2 separate regions of the Homo sapiens genome follow, and region 2 is linked to region 1. A link is an interaction called in ENCODE POLR2A ChIA-PET data of the cell type or tissue named here. Cell type or tissue: PC-9. All regions are shown on one strand. Region 1 overlaps C5 (complement C5). Region 2 overlaps RAB14 (RAB14, member RAS oncogene family).

The links. Peaks named below come from ENCODE experiments on the same cell type or tissue, not always from the same donor. Only the 100,000 strongest peaks of a DNase experiment are listed, where the experiment ranks them.
Region 2: POLR2A ChIA-PET joins it to region 1 with 7 read pairs; 2 of 35 experiments call an interaction of 5 or more read pairs at or near these places.

Annotation. Positions count from the first base shown.
Region 1 is chr9:121,037,723-121,040,222 of GRCh38, forward strand. C5 (complement C5) reads right to left here. Exons shown (of 41, transcript NM_001735.3): 4 at 159-229. Among named protein-coding and RNA genes, the nearest start is that of C5, 11 kb to the right of the region's middle. In PC-9, no CTCF peak of the experiment used is centred here; no DNase peak of the experiment used is centred here.
Region 2 is chr9:121,193,817-121,196,316 of GRCh38, forward strand. All of the region lies in intron 1 of RAB14 (RAB14, member RAS oncogene family), which reads right to left. Among named protein-coding and RNA genes, the nearest start is that of RAB14, 6.8 kb to the right of the region's middle. In PC-9, no CTCF peak of the experiment used is centred here; a DNase peak (open chromatin) is centred at 1,145; H3K27ac peaks cover 1,040 bases.

The sequences.
Region 1 (2,500 bases):
CAGAGGTATAGATCTATGATTCTATACTCATTGCAGATGTTCAATAACCATTTATGGAACATTGAATGATTTAGTGTAGTGTGAGGACAGGGTTATGAAATGAGATTCTTGTCCTGAAAAATGAATTAAAGTATTATTTAAATAAATAAAATACTTACTATGAAAGTTAAGACAGTTTCTCTTTTGGCTGGCTTCAAGTCGTCATTCAACGAATAAACTCTAACTTTTACTGTAAGAATAATTGATATAATCAAAAACTCTGCTAAAAACAAGGATATTTTGATTTTTTAAAACAACCATCCTTAAAAGAGATGAATCTTACTTTAAAAAACTCAATACACAAAAGTCCATATTTGAAAAAAACAAAAATTAGTTTGCAGACATATACATTACTAAAGATTCTCTTATTTAAGAGAATCCTCAGGGATTCCTTTAAAGAACTATTTCTCTTAGTGGATTTAAAGTACAGTTCACTTTCTTAAAATACATTTACCTACAATGTTTTGAGAAAACATTCACAGTATGAAATTAATTACATCTGTAATTAGGCCATTATTTATTAAGAATTTCATAGTAGCAAAATAGTGACATCACCATATGGTTATAGAGGAGCATAATATATTGTCTCAGAGTTGAAGATCTTAATGGAAAATTGGGAGCTTGATTCAGACATACACTCTTCCACTTATGAAAACCCACAAGGCTCCAAATTAGCTCTTATTGCAAAAGGCAGCTTTGGATTATATGGTTTTGTTCTATTTATTGAGCCAGATCCTACACTTGTTCGCTCATTGTTAAAAGAGCAATGGCAGGGGCTCAATAACTGTTAGTTCTCTTCCATTTCTTTCTGTCAGTTAATAGATCCCTACTTTTTAAACAAAAGCATCTGTTTCGCTTTTAACTCACAGCTGTTTGAGACACAGTGATCTAATTCTTTCCAATGACAAACTTAATTTCTCTAGGGTGTTGCTGATGCTCAAATCATTTCATGGCCAAAACTTTACCCACAAAATAAAATAGAACTGGCACCATAAACCCAGTATCTTTTAAAAGATCAGTATTATGCAAAGCTCTATATAAGAAGCCACATTAACACTGGTTTTACTAAGTTCACAAGATAAAAACAATGTGCTCAGTAAATGCCCCACCTCTCTGCTCTCTCCTTCCCCTCACACCTGTCTCCCACCACAAATCCTATCTCCTGCTTTTTGGGACACACCCAGTCTAGGCCTGAGTATCACTGGGAAGCTGCCCAAGTCAGAAAGTCACAAAAGTTAAGAGCACAGGCCCTGGAATTAAACACTTTGGTTTCACTCCTGCCTCTGCCACTTTTTAGTATGACCCTGAGCAGGATACTTAATCCCTCTAAACCTTAGTTAACTCACTTGTAAAACAGGAATACTAGTGTGTGCTCATAGTGTCCTTGTGAGAATTAAATAATGCAAAGCTTTTGCATAGCCTGACACATACTAAGTAATCAATAAATGTTTATTTTATTATTATTTCTGTTACTACTATTTGGCTAGTTTTTAACCCAGTTTGTGTTTAGGTTAGAAAATTAATCTTGTCTTCACAGCGATGGTACATTGGAGGCAAGATCTATACAATTTTTTGTATAAAAGATATGGCTTATTGGCCGGGTGCAGTGGCTTACACCTGGAATCCCAGCACTTTGGGAGGCCGAGGTAAGTGGATCACTTGAGGCCAAGAGTTCAAGCCCAGCCTGGCCAACATGGTGAAATCCCATCTCTACTAAATATACAAAATTAGCCAGGCATGGTGGCACGCGCCTGAATCCCACTTACTTGGGATGCTGAGGCTGGAGAATCGCTTGAACCTGGGAGGCGGAGATTGCAATGAGACAAGATTGCACCACTGCCCTCCAGCCTGGGTGACAGAGCGAGACACTCACTAAATAAAAATAAAAATAAAAGATGTGGTTTATTAATTTAAAAAAAGTTTGAATGCCAGGCTGGAGTGCAGTGGCGCAATCTCGGTTCACTGCAAACTCCACCTCCTGGGTTCATGCCATTCTCCTGCCTCAGCCTCCCGAGTAGCTGGGACTACAGGCACCCACCACCATGCCTGGCTAATTTTTTGTATTAGCTCACATCCCGTGTGAGCCAGGATGGTCTCGATCTCCTGACCTTGTGATCCGCCTGCCTCGGCCTCCCAAAGTGCTGGGATTACAGGCATGAGCCACCGCGCCCGGCCTTGAATGCCTTCTAATGTGCCAGTCATTATGCTACGTACTGAGATACAGTAGTGAAACAAATCAGACATGGACATCTTTTAATGGTGTGGAGGAAAGAGGCAAACACAATTATATGTAAAATTCTAGGGTGTGAAGTGCCACAAAGGATATTTGCCTGGCCTTATGAGCATGTAGAAGAGGGAGATTTGAAGAGGTCAGGGAAATCAGCGAAAGCTGCCTTTAGAAGGATCTGTGATGACACGTGAGGGTGAAGTAGGAGTTAACAAGGCAAAGGAGGGGCAAGAA
Region 2 (2,500 bases), 160 kb after region 1:
AACTGATCAAGTAAGTTACTAATGATCTACTTGTTCAGAACTCTGATATTAAACAGAATGGTATATAAAGGAACCACTTAATTTATAAACACAAAACAACGTTTTTACTCTACTTTAAATCAACAGTTAGCAGCGCAAAGAGCAATCGTATGATTTCCAAATCAATGTTGGAACTAGACTGAATCACATGAAACTGTTCTTCCTATAGATTTTTCAAGTCAAAGTTTATTGGCATTTTCATATAGCTCAACCTAATACAGGACTTGCAGATTATCACTCACACACACACACACACACACACACACACACACACATTTTTTGAAGACCAGGCTGGTCTTGGGTCTTGAACTCCTGGCCTTAAGCGTCCCTCCCATCTCAGTCTCCCAAAGTGCTAGGATTACAGGCATGAGCCACTGTGCCCAGCCAGATTAACAACATAGTAAGTGCTTCCCATACACTATTCTAGGGACTGAAAGAAATAATGTCATAAAATTGTACTTATGGTTGCAAAATTTGAAAGCTTGTGTATTAGAAGATATTTCAAAAGATCACAGCCCATTTCTTACCCTCAAATAGACTTAACCTAAAGAATTCTAATTTCTCTTCTACTTAAAAAGAAAACAAAAAACTTTCCAATTTATTCAAATGAATTATCTGAATGTGTAAGACACGTGCTAGGTCCTAGAGAGAAACAAGGGGCTGAACTGTAAAACTGGTAATAACTTTCAATAAAGTTTATTCTCAAACCAGCTTTCAGCTTAAGACAAAAATTATTTATACATATAAAGATTTCACCCATTTAAAAAAATCTGACTTACAGTATTTTTAAGCCTGGCTTTTAGTGTTTCTGTCAATGTCACATTACACAAGCCAGACATTTAATATGACTGGAGAAATTTATTTACTGAAATTATCACCTTACTATATACCATATTTCAAGCAAAAGTTCTATATAACAACATTGAACCCGTAGAAAGAATATATATTTAAAACAAGTGTATTATTATAAGGGAAGAGGAAGTTGTTAATTACAGTAAAGTATTAATCACTTCCACACACTACAGTCTTCTCACTTAGCTATCTGTATTACATTTAGTGAAAGTAGAAGCCTTGTTACCCATTCCAGTTTGGCATGTTCTAACACATTTATAATCAGTCTCCTGCATCACAGAAAACTCCCTTAACCAGTTCTTTCAGGAAAGGGAGTTTTTCTAGTTAGATTAACTGATTCTGAACATCACAACAACTTTATTCCCTTTTCCAGGCACTAGGAACTCAAAACTTTTAAGAATGAACTTGGTCCTGAGACTAAAACTGGTCTGGATTATTTACCTGATCTCTGAACCAGATGCCAAACACAAGGGGGAAAAGTAATCTCTTACATTAAAAATATTTAAAGATTATTAACTTCTTAACTTGAATTCTTCCGACTCTTCTAATCAATTTTTAATTCTTCTAAATTCTTTCCCCATTCAAACCTGGGTAAAAGTAATCACTTAGTCACCTTCAAATTACTGTCTCTTCTGTGCTCTTCTCCCTTGATTTTCCTAATTTCTTTCCCTCTTCTAACTAAAGGTTGTAGCTGTACATACTTTGCTCCTTCTATTTTATGTTAAAGCTATGACTTCTAACAATCCCAAATTTCTACTTCAAATGCTTTAAAGACTATCATAAAATTGTGACCCAATTTTAGTTGTACTAATTTGTGTACCTGCTAATTATCATACATTCATTAAATGTGAGATAACTAATTTTGAAAATGTATCTTAAAATTACAAACATTCATATAGTAGAAACTATTTCCAAATAAAAGAAATGATCACTATTTCGGATTTAATACCAGGGCTCTGTCTCACCACACCACACATTTTTCTTGCTCGTTTCTTTAAAAATTACAAATAAAAACCATAAAAGCAGAATTAAAGGAAAACTACTCAAACTTACTAATTTCAGTAAACAAAGGCAGAAAACATTTAACACTGTAGCCACCAACACTCACAACAGGTCTTCCCTTTCTTATTCTAAGAAGATACTGTCTAGATTTAAATATATTCCCATAGTTGACTGATATTAATACATTTCAGTCAAAAGTATTTGCAGTAGAATTATATTCAATACTAAATAGGCTTAATGTTGCTTTAACAAAAGATTTCTCAGTCTCATTTCTTGAACATGAAACATACTATTGTTAAGGTGAGGAATATATTTTTACCTAACTTTGGAAGGGAAAAAATTCTTCCCCTATTATTTAACAGTACTTTTGCTTTACTTAGAGAACTCTTGAGTCTAAAAAAAAGGACAGGAAATGCTGGTCTGGTTCAAACTCTGAAAACATGAGCCCACTTAACATTACAATCCCCATAAATGAAAAAAAAAATCCTGGTAATATTCTATAACTTGTATACAACTACCGGGACAATTAAAATTCACTTTATTCCACATTTTACAGAAAGTATTCGAATCAAGTTCATATGTAAGTAAAAGATCTTTATTGCCTTTA